Regions from separate parts of the Homo sapiens genome. Here region 1 is linked to region 2. Evidence: chromatin loops called from intact Hi-C (ENCODE). Cell type or tissue: OCI-LY7. All regions are shown on one strand. Links, peaks and the distances in the headings refer to the core of each region. The heading gives the core; the rest is flanking DNA. Region 1 has its middle 250 kb from the start of ARHGAP24. Region 2 overlaps ARHGAP24 (Rho GTPase activating protein 24).

Region 1 (2,812 bases), core at 20-2,519, 520 kb after region 2:
CCAAACTTCTTTATAAGTTATCCAGTTTCAGGTATTTTTTATAGCAATGCAAGAATGGACAATACAATGTGGAAATTGGGAAAACAACACACTGTTGAAAAAGCATTGAGTCTAAAAGAAATTAAAAGGAAATTAGAAAATACCTGGGGAATCTAATGGAGATGGTTAACTACATGCAGCTAGGAAGTGGCACTTCTACTGAGAAAGACCAAAATTTCAAGTAAACCAACATAATTTGAACAGATCTTCAGAGAAAACAAGAGTGGATGGAGATATGATACAGACACTGAGACTGAAGAAGGAGGAAACTGGGACCCCTGTACAGAGTACCCAAATGCTAGGTTTAGTTCCCAGCCCCAAACAGCTCTTGAGGAAGGGGTGAGTAAAGGGACTGTAGGATTTCCCACTTTCACCATGGACCTCTGGGATCCTAGCTACAGGAGACTCCAGGTCCCTCATGGACATTTGACCTGGTAGGTGAACCTGCCCAGACAGAGAGAGACAGGGCTTCAGCCAGCACAGAACTTGGGGCTTTCATGTGTGGGGCAGCTCCAACAGAGCTTGGCCATAGGCACCCATTTCCCAGGACTCCTTATCTCCCTCTGAGAAGCTCTAGCCTCAGCTGACTGCTGGGCCAGTTGAAAGTAGAGCCAGCTTCCCTTTGGGACTGGGCCACATCTGTTCTGCTGGCCCTCCTGCCTATCAGATTCTCCCAGGGCCCATGCCTGGCTACCCCAGAAGACTATGGGCCCAACACAGTCACTGCTGTACAAGCTAGGTGTTTTGCTCCACCAAGTACATTTCTGTTGTCCTGTGAACACTTCAGATTTTCCATTGCACCTATACCCAACCCTCAGTGTCCAGAGGATGAAGCCACAAGACATTCCCAGTACCCCAGGCTACACTGTGCAGCTTGGGAGTGCCAAGCTAAAATTTGTGGCTGGCATTTAATTGGGGGAGGAGCCAACACCCTCAGAACACTGAGAGGGATGAGACATGTGGTTCTGTGGGCTGGCACAAGAGTAGGACATGCCTCTTTCTGCAGGGCCAGTCCAGAAATTGTGTGAACTGTCTCCCTGTACGGCCTCTACAAAAGTAAGCCCCATAGCCTGAAACACCTAATAAAAGAAAACCAAGTACAGTGCCAGTGATTGGAGGGGGCTCCCAGAGGCCCAGGAGTAGACCTGATGAGAGGGTCACCTCTCCTCCCCCAACACCATAGAGTATGGCTGCAAACATGAGGAAATACATAGGAATCACATGGCTAAGCACGTCTATCTTCCAGCAGTTACTCTTTAGCATCATCTATTGGCTCACAGCCCAAACTGCAACGCCAAAAATATTTTGCTAATATATCCCCCTATGAAACCAAGGGCAAGAATTCAGCTACAAATAAAAACCCTGCACAGAGCCTTGACCCTCTAAAAAGATTTTTAAAAATCCAACTGACTTCACTACAGTGAAGTTGACATTCCTTTAACTTACACCACAGTTAAAGGAACACCAACCCTCCCAGATGAGAAAGAATCAGCACAAGAACTCTGGCAATTCAAAAATCGAGACTGTCCCCTTCTCCAAGCAATAGCAATACCACTAGCTCCCAGCAATGGTTCTGATATGGTTTGGCTGTGTCCCCACCCAAATCTCATCTTGAATTGTAGCTCCCATAATTCCCACATGTTGTGGGAGAGACTGGGGGGAGATAATTGAATCATGGGGGTGGTTTCCCCCATACTGTTCTCATGGTACTGAATAAGCTTCATGAGATCTGATGGTTTTGTGAGGGAAAACACTTTCCCTTGTTCTTATTCTCTCTTGTCTGCCACCATGTGAGATGTGTTTCTTGCTTTCTATCATGATTGTGAGGGCATCCCAAACCACGTGTAACTGTGAGTCCGTTAAACCTCTTTTTCTTTATAAATTACCCAGTCTCAGGTATGTTTTTATCAGCAGCATAAAAATGGACTAATACAGGTTCTCAACCAGTCTCAAATGACAGATAGAGTTCATAATCTTAAAGACAAAGAAGCTCATTAAGATACAAGAAAAAGTTGAAACAAAATCCAAGGAATCCACTAACACGATCCAAGAGTTGAAAGATCAAATAGCCATGTTGAGAAAGAAGCAAACCAAACTCCTAGTGCTGAAAAATCCTTTATAAGAATTCCATAATACAATCTGAAGTATTAACAGTAGAATAGACCAAGCTGAGGAAAGAATCTCAGAGCTTGAAGACCAGGTCTTTCAATCAACTCAGTCAAACAAAAATTAAGAAAAAATAATTTTAAAAAATAAACAAAATATCCAAGAGATATGGGATTATGTTAAGAGACTAAATCTATGACTCATTGGCATTCTGAGTGAGAAGAGAGAAAAAGCAATTTGAAAAATATATTTGATGATATAGTCCACAAAAGCTTCTCCAATCTCACTTGAGATTAAAGAAACACCTTCATTAAGAAATTATAAAGGTCTCAAATTAGCAATCTAACTTAGCACCTAAAGGAAGTAGAAAAACAAAAATAAACCAACACAAAGCTAGCAGAAGAAAAAAATAATTGAAATTAGAGAAAAACTGAGTGAAATTGAGATGCAAAAATCCATTCAAAAGATGAAAGAGGTTTTTTTTTTTTTTTTTCAGAAGAATGAACAAGATCGGTAGAGTGCTAGCTAGATTAACATAGAAAAAGGAAGAGAAGATAGAAGTACGAGCAGAAATGACAAAGATGGCATTACAGCTGATCCTATAGGAAAAAAAAAAAGATTCCCAGACACTACTATAAAGAAGTATGCACACAAATTAGAAAATCTA
Region 2 (2,812 bases), core at 88-2,587:
AGATTGTCTGAGAATAGAGCAGTCCTGAAAAATCTTTGGTGGGTGGTTTCTATGACTCCTATATCAACTGGTAATAATTTTTCAGACATATAGAAGTCTAGCTTTTTAAAATTTTTGTTTGTTCGCAATGGAGTGAGACTCTTCTAAGGACATAACAATATGGAATAACATAGTTGGCACAGGAAATGTTTTCTGAATTCCAATCAACAACTAAGAAGCAACTATTTGAATGTAAAGCTTAGTAAACTGGAGACTGCTTGTAGAGCAAGAGTTGAAGGAATTCCTAGAATCTACCTTCGGCAAATGAGAAAAAGACAACATATTAGATTTGTGTGTCTTCTGCAAGTCCCTATCCTGATGCCATAGCTGATTAGTCACAATAGAGCACTTCATGCTCAATTTCATGTTGGGCTGGAGTCCTGTTCCCAGAAATTTGGGGTAAGAGCTAAGAAAAAGCCATCCGGTATGCCTGTATGACTAGAGGTGTAACATCTTTAGAGTTGTTGGTGACCGTATTCTGCCACGTTGAGGGAGAGACAGCCTGACAAGAAACAGGAATGATGCAGATGTGCCAGGATACATGAGGACAAGAGCCGGAGAGAAACACTGTGTCAGAGACTGTCAAGTAAAGTGTTCAGGCTGATCCTGAGGCTTTGTGGCAAGTTTTCTTTGAGTACCTGCCAAAGTTCCACAGTATAGAACAACACTGAGACTTGAACCCATTCTAATTTTGCTCTTATGCACAGGAAATACTGTCTTTCTGCATCATACTTGGGAGATAAAACATATTTCTTTCTCTTGGCATTTTTATTTTTATGTAAATCTTTTTTCAAAGTTTGCATATATTGCATCATATATCAGTTTCTTACTGTGTCTCTCATATATCCACAATTTAAAAATACTCCCATTTTATTTAAACGTCCAAATACTTGGCTGTTAATTTTGTCTGGATCATATATTCTTTCTAAGTTTAAGTTTTTGTTATCAGGAACAACTGAGTTTAATCTACAATTACTTTCTGTACTACAAATAAAAGATGTGACTATAAAGCAGTATCACTGCTTTCAATCTTGAACAAATTCACCAGATTTTGTATATTTAACTATCTTTCTGGCCTATCAGAATATTTTCTTAACCCCAGCATGGCATATGTATGAGAAAGGGAGTTACGGATTTCTACTGGACCTCAGAGTAAAAATCTTTTAAGAGCTATTAATACCATATGCTCGGAGAAACAAGGAGGATTGTGTAATTTGTTTGGAGTAGGTGGTCAACATGCATAGAGGTAGGGGATGGCCAGGTTGCTCACTGGTGTTAAAGACATCAAAGCCAAAAGCACTTGAAGTCTTTCCTCTAGGTTAGGGTTCTTTTAAAAACTTGCAAGACAAGTGCCTGCCTTACAGGGAACCTGTAGAGGGCAGTATTGCTGTGTATTTTGTATCTGTCAACTAAGAAACTACTTCCACACAGCCAAACAATCTAGGCATGAACAGATATAAGCTGCTAGGTTAAAAGTCTAATTGGTTTTAAAGGATACCTGGTTTGTCGCTCTTATTTTTAAAGTCACTCACAAAATTTTAAAACATTGTCCCCTCCAAATCTTCTTTACTTATTCACAGCACCATTTTTATAAAATGTTCTGTCCTGATGATTTAGGTTCTGTCCTTAATGATTTTAAAATATATTTTAAAAAATTACAAATTATTCTATTTCAGAATCTAAATGTAAAGAGCAGATATTCAATTTTCAGCTTTTGCTTGTTTGTTTGTTTGTTTGTTTTTGTTTTAGACAGAGTCTAGCTCTGTAGCCCAGGCTGGAGTGCAGTGGCACAATCTCGGCTCACTGCAAGCTCCGCTTCCCGGGTTCACGCCATTCTCCTGCCTCAGCCTCCCGAGTAGCTGGGACTACAGGCGCCCGCCACTACGCCCGGCTAATTTTTTGTATTTTTAGTAGAGACGGGGTTTCACCGCGTTAGCCAGGATGGTCTCGATCTCCTGACCTCGTGATCCGCCCACCTCGGCCTCCCAAAGTGCTGGGATTACAGGTGTGAGCCACCGCCCCCGGCCTCAATTTTCAGCTATTTTAATGCCATATTGTAGGCGGTTCAATTTTGTTTTTATTTGTGCTTAGTGCTTTTTTTTGCTAAATAAAATACAAAAGATATCTAACAAGATTACCTCCCAAAAAAGGATTTTTTTCAAAAGCTATACAAGATACTTTCTACTCTAAAGATATTTTAATATGATCACATTTTAAAACATAAGTGAAACGTAAACTGATGATAGGAGATTTAAAAAGCAAAAAATGAAAGAGCTTATTTTAAAAGTTAGCTTTGCTCATGTTGCTCCAGGCATTTCCTGAAAAGTAGGAGAAAATGTTTCTAGTGCTGTTTATAATGGTTTTAAAAGAAAGAAGCAGCTACTCTCATATGCATTTGTACTGACTGGCAGTGATGTCCCAGCCATGGTTTAGTTATATACAAATAAGATCCCTGAAGTCCTGTATTAATGGTTTCCCATTAAAACAGGCCAATCAGGCTGGGTGCGGTGGCTCACTCCTGAAATCCCAGCACTTTGGGAGGCTGAGGCGGGCAGATCACGAGGTCAGGAGATCGAGACCATCCTGCCCAACATAGTGAAACCCCGTCTCTACTAAAAATACAAAAAAAATTAGCCAGGCATGGTGGCAGGCACCTGTAATCCCAGCTACTTGGGAGGCTGAGGCAAGAAGAATCACTTGAACCTGGGAGGTGAAGGTTGTAGTGAGCCGAGATCGCACAACTGCACTCCAGCCTGGGTGACAGTGTGAGACT

The links. A loop is a pair of places that touch in the nucleus more often than their neighbours do. Peaks named below come from ENCODE experiments on the same cell type or tissue, not always from the same donor. Only the 100,000 strongest peaks of a DNase experiment are listed, where the experiment ranks them.
Region 1: a loop joins it to region 2, with 5 times the contacts of the local background. A loop is called at or near these places in 2 of 110 quality-filtered maps.

What each region holds. Positions count from the first base shown.
Region 1 is chr4:85,226,941-85,229,752 of GRCh38, reverse strand. No RefSeq gene overlaps it. Among named protein-coding and RNA genes, the nearest start is that of ARHGAP24, 250 kb to the left of the region's middle. In OCI-LY7, for the core only: a CTCF peak has its summit at 1,309; no DNase peak of the experiment used is centred there.
Region 2 is chr4:85,746,676-85,749,487 of GRCh38, reverse strand. All of the region lies in intron 3 of ARHGAP24 (Rho GTPase activating protein 24), which reads right to left. Among named protein-coding and RNA genes, the nearest start is that of MIR4451, 26 kb to the right of the region's middle. In OCI-LY7, for the core only: CTCF peaks have their summits at 1,197 and 1,412 (motif pointing right); a DNase peak (open chromatin) is centred at 1,417.